Linked DNA regions of Homo sapiens: region 2 is linked to region 1. Evidence: chromatin loops called from intact Hi-C (ENCODE). Cell type or tissue: chondrocyte. All regions are shown on one strand. Links, peaks and the distances in the headings refer to the core of each region. The heading gives the core; the rest is flanking DNA. Region 1 overlaps USP47 (ubiquitin specific peptidase 47). Region 2 overlaps MICAL2 (microtubule associated monooxygenase, calponin and LIM domain containing 2).

Region 1 (2,802 bases), core at 245-2,744:
TTGTTCTTCCAACTCTCTCTCTTTCTGCACCAAGTTTTTAATATGTTCTGGGTATTCATCCACTTCTAGAAATTCTATTAGTAATAAAAACAGGATAAGACAGTGTCACTGAAACTGAGCTGCCTTTATTCATCCTGCTTCACTATGCTCTCATGGTATATACTTCTACTGTAGCACTCATGGAGATATATCTCCATTACATCCTTCTCTCAACTTGGAATACAAGCTTCGTCCAGAAAAGGGTTAAGAGACAGTTAACAGGGACACATGGTTAGGTCCATATCTTAAAGAGCCATGTATTTATTCAAAATGGCTCTTGGCTCCAGAACAACTCCAGTATGTGGATTAATATTTTAGAATGAAAAAGCTCTCTGCAACTTGAAAATAATTTCTGACTTCAAATCATGCCATCCCCATCAAACTGTGTGACCTTGGGCAAGTTTACTTCTCCAAATGTAGGTCTCTTCAGCTTATTAATATCATCTACCCCATAAAGTTACTACCTGAGATACAATAAAACTTAATAAATACTGCTGCTGTTGCTGCTACTGAGTACTACCCATTTGTTTACTATTATCTTTCCTGTGTTCTCAAAGCAGTCTTTAGCTGCTTCCTAACCAAAGAATGCAGAGTCATAAAACTGACACCTTCATCTATTGGATTTCTCCCTCTCTATATGGTCAAGATTCATTTGAATACAAAAAGTGATGATTATGTGATATAGTTTGGACATCTGTCCTCGCCCAAATCTCATGTTGAATTGGAATCCCCAATACTGGAGGTGGGGCCTGGTGGGAGATGTCTGGGTCAAGCCTCATGGCTTGGTGCTTTCTTTGCCATACTGAGTTCTCATGAGTTCTGGTCATTTAAAAGTGTGTGGCACCCCTCCCCCAACCCCGGAACTTGCTTGCTCCTGCTTTTGCCATGTGAAATGCCTGCTCCCATATTGCCTTCTGACATGACTGAAAGCTCCCTGAGGCTTCATCAGAAGCTGGGCAGATGCTAGCATCATGCTTCCTGCAAAGCCTGCAGAACTGTGAGACAATTAAATCTTTCTTTATAAATTACTCAGTTTTGGGTATTTCTTTATAGCAATGCGAGGACAGCCTGATATAATTTGTGAGGCTACTTTTAAACAATTAGTTAAAAGAATAAAGTATATGCAAAAAATCATTACTATAGACTCACATATAATCATTTTTACGAAAGTTTTTCTTAATAATTACAACTTCATATGTAACTCAAAGCATTCAAAGGGACAATATGAAATTATGACACCATTTAATAAAGCCAATGATTATTTGGCATTAAAAAGGGGAAAAAAATTTTATCAAAAACAGCATGTGTCCGTAAAAGGTAAAAGCTGTTGTTTCTAGGAAAGAACTCTAATTTAAAAAATATTCCATGTCATGTCATACAGCGCCCTCTGGTGCTTTATAACAAAACTAGAGTTGGGGGAGTAAAAGAAGGCTGAGTTATTGCACTATTGGAAGGTTGGGTCCACGTGAGGGACATGAATTACAATACTGGCTCTGCTTCCAGATAGCTATGACCTGGGTCAGCTTACTCTTTGGGGTAGTTTCTTTATAATACAGTACAAATGATTACTTCTGCTCTTAAATCTCTGTTCTGAAATGACTTACTATAATTTCCATTTATTTTTTCAATAATTCCATAGTAAATTATTGAACATTACTATATGACAGATCCTAGAATATACTTTATGTGAAAAGATGAGTAAGTCCTAAGCCTTGTACCAATTGAATTCACCATCTAATGAGGGTTTACAAAAATGTGAATAAAAACATAATGCTTGAAACAGATTTACTAATAGCAACGGTAGTGTCTAAACAAAGGAAATATACTGAAATCAAAGATTGTGATTATATTTTTTTTAATTATGAAAAGACTATGAGCAAACACATCACCTGTATATGTATCTGTACACACCCCCCTAGATATTTGTAATACAGCCTGAGTCAGAATTAGCAAGAAAAAACAAACACTGCAATATTTTAAAAGCAATAATTCCAAAAATGTTATCGTCCCTACATCAGACTGCACATAATATAATCTTACTACTAATAAACATTCAATTTATTTAATGTAGTTTTGTCTCTTCATATATTAAAAAATAATTCAACAACATTTTTTCAAGGTCCTTAACATTTGGTATTATTTTGTAACAGTCTTTGTAAATAATTCTTCCAGGCATAAAACAACTTAATTATCCTATCATTTAAAAGTAGTTATCTGGGTTTGCAAACTTACAAAAGAAATTAGTTTATAACACAAATTAAAATCAAATAACTGTAGGTAAACATACTTGCATTTCTGGCTGGATCCTTCAGTCTATAGATCAGCATATATGCATTTGTGGAACTAGTAGAAACATAAAAAAGATTAATAAGGACAAAAAGTAGATTAAAAAGATTCCACTTCTAAGCATGAAATATTTAAATTGTGATTTTTTAAAAAACAATTAGAAAATCATGTCACTGTTCACAGACACACTGAGATTTAAAACATTCCAGATAAGAGGAAAATCTGTTTCCTCTTATCACATTTAGAGAAGATTCCGTATCTCCTCTTGGTAATACAGTAAAGTCTTTAACAAAACTGTGTATTGGAATGTCTACATACAACAGTTAAGTCAGGGGCCAGCAAGTTGTTTCCAGCAAGGACCAAATAGTAAAAATCACAGGCTTTGCAGGCCATATGGTCTGTGCTGCAACTACTCAACTATGTTATTATAGTGTAAAAGCATTAACACATAATATAGAAACAAATGGCTATGTCAGT
Region 2 (2,802 bases), core at 193-2,692, 190 kb before region 1:
TTTCCCATTATAAAATGTCTGAAAGCAGAATGTGTCTTAAAACCCCCTGAAACCTAACGATCTCTCCCGGGATGCAGCTGTGGCATAGCTGTCACCGCCTCACATATGGAAATTTGACTCATTCCTGGTGGCATATCTGAACAACCATGATCTAAAACATTTCAGGAGCCAATACTTTTAAGGACCATTTAAGGAAGGAATGTGAGTCCTGGTTGTTAACAAAAAAACTTTCATTGATGCCTTCTGGTAAAATCAAGAAAACACCAGAACTGACATAATGGGTGTCAGCAGCTGGAAAAAATTCCAGGGACAAGAGAGATGAAGAAATACATCCCCACCTGACTAGAAGAGAACAGTGAGTCAGAAAACCATGGACATTGATGAATCTCAGTCAAAAAGTGATTCAGAAGAGTTAGATTCTGAAAGCGAAGTTTTAGAAATGCCTTAACCAATTTACTTTTATATATATGCAAGAGTGATATAAAATAAAAAAAGTATGTCTAAAATCTTAAAAAATTCAGAAAATATAGAATAAAAATTTTAAGCAATGGCAAAGCATTGTGCCACAGTTTAATTGGCAGCTCTTTTTCTTTCTTGAGGGTACATGAAATAATGGTATATCTTTCAGTTGATGGTGTTAGAGATTTGATTAAAAAAAAACAATTTCTGAAGAGCTATTGGGTGGTAGACAGATTAGACCTACTCTCCATGGCACCCAAGGGGAAGAACTGGGACCAAATGCCAGAAGCTATAGGAAGCCATCAGGAAGGAGGAGTTCAAAGACAGGATGGATCACCTCCCACCTATAAACTCAGGCTAAACCACCACTGTGGAGTCAAGCATCCAGTGGGATTGATGATAAGGCTCTCCCAGACCTGCAGTTCCAAGGTTTATGAGAAGAACTTCTCACCAGGAAGCGAAAGGTGGCCCATCGTTCTTCACTGCACACACAGGTGCTTTGACTGAGCCATTCCCTTTAAAAAGTCATTAAAGGCAGGCCAGGCGCGGTGGCTCACTCCTGTAATCCCAGCACTTTGGGAAGCTGAGGCAGGCAGATCACTTGAGGTCAGGAGGTTGAGATCAGCCTGGCCAACATGGAGAAACCTTGTCTCTACTAAAAATACAAAAATTAGCCAGGCGTGGTGACACATGCCTGTAATCCCAGCTACTCGGGAGGCTGAGGCAGGAGAATTGCTTGAACCTGGGAAGCAGAGGTTGCAGTGAGCCAGGATCGCACTACACTGCAGCCTGGGTGACGGAGTGAGACTCTTGTCTTTAAAAAACAATTAAAAGTTATTAAAGGTAAAAGGCACTTAGGGGCCAGTACCGAATGAGAGGCCTGCGGCAACAAGGAACCCTGCCCACATCTGTGCTCCAAGGCTCCTGTGGGCCAATTCAGGAATGAGCCAGAGGGGAAGAGGCCACCTGCAGGCCACTATGTGCCAGGCACCATGAGAGGTGTGCTACGCCCATTACCCCATTTAATCCTCACAACCTCCCCGTGAGGTAAGTAGCATCACTCCCATTTTACAGAGAACAAACCCAAGGTTCAGAGATAGTATGTGTGTGGCTTGTCCAGTGTTTACAGTGACTGAAAACCCATGGTCTGTCTGTGACAGCATGCTTCAAATTGAGAGTACTCCAAAAATCTTGGCTGACAGAATGAATGCACTGAGCAATCAATTTATCAATCAGTGAACAAATCAGCTTGTTCTCATATGGGTAGCACTGATCCTAGGAGAAAAAAGAAAGCAAGCCCATTTCAGTGCCCCACCCCAAATCCCATCAATACCTCCCATCAATAGCACTAAACTCATTACATTTGCTGCTTGCGGGAACAATTTATTCCATCACATAAAGCAAAAGTGTCCCTGAGACATACATGGAAGAGAACAGGTGCCAGCCCCGCTCAAATGTCAAAGCTGAAAATGCACCAGGCTGTGGTGCCTCCCATCTGCCAGCTTAACACGGGAGCAGGCGGAAGCAGAGCTCAGCCTTTATCCACCTCCCTGTGGCCACGATGGCCAGAGGGCTGGGAGGCAACCAACCCCCTACCTGCTCCACCTGTCCAGGCCATTCAGTCCAGCTCCAGGTTTGCCAGCCTCTGCAAACTCTCTCTTCAACTAGAGAAGGAAACTCAATGTGCACACAGGAAACCCAGGGCAGGATGCACTTGAAGGGGATATTCAGGTGATTGTGAGGCTGTGCAGAGGAGAGAATCAGCATCATTCCAGATGATGTACAAATGCTCTGACAGCCGCTGACTCCTACAGAGCCAATTCTTCCAAAGGCGCTTTCTTTGGAGGAGGTGGTCAGCTGGGTTCCTGCACCATCCCAGCTTTGCTGCCTCCCTCACACACAGACAGGGAACTCCTGCTCCTGCTCCAGCAGTAGCCCCCAGAGGAGCTCAGCACCTCGACTGCCCTATTTATTCCCCTCAAATTGACCTTGAGTCAGGAGAAGATCCGTGTGAAGAGCTTAGCCCGCAGCGAGGTGGTGAAAGTGAAGCAGACGCTGTTTGCTACACAGAGTCAAGAGCCACCAAAGCTCAGACAGCCACACTTGGGTGTACAAGCTGCAGAATGTGACAGATGTCCCATATCCTAAGACCCTAACCAGGAGTTCCAAAAAGGGCTGCCCTCCTGATAAACCAAAGACAACATTTTGCTTGCAGACTCCCTTCACAAAGAAGGCTGTGGGTCAAAAGCCAGGATACAGACAAAGTCTTTTTGGGGGCCCAGCCTTACTGCCCCCCACCCTGTTCCCCACAGCCCTCCTCAGTCCAGGGGAATGGCAGCTGTC

What was found. A loop is a pair of places that touch in the nucleus more often than their neighbours do. Peaks named below come from ENCODE experiments on the same cell type or tissue, not always from the same donor. Only the 100,000 strongest peaks of a DNase experiment are listed, where the experiment ranks them.
Region 2: it touches region 1 in a loop (2.1-fold over the local background); 4 of 110 quality-filtered maps call a loop at or near these places.

The regions. Positions count from the first base shown.
Region 1 is chr11:11,930,276-11,933,077 of GRCh38, reverse strand. It overlaps USP47 (ubiquitin specific peptidase 47), which reads right to left. Exons shown (of 28, transcript NM_001282659.2): 14 at 2,327-2,382; 15 at 1-74. Among named protein-coding and RNA genes, the nearest start is that of DKK3, 77 kb to the left of the region's middle. In chondrocyte, for the core only: CTCF peaks have their summits at 1,192 and 1,421 (motif pointing left); no DNase peak of the experiment used is centred there.
Region 2 is chr11:12,120,903-12,123,704 of GRCh38, reverse strand. The region is part of intron 1 of MICAL2 (microtubule associated monooxygenase, calponin and LIM domain containing 2); the gene reads right to left. Among named protein-coding and RNA genes, the nearest start is that of MICAL2, 12 kb to the right of the region's middle. In chondrocyte, for the core only: CTCF peaks have their summits at 1,231 and 1,433; no DNase peak of the experiment used is centred there.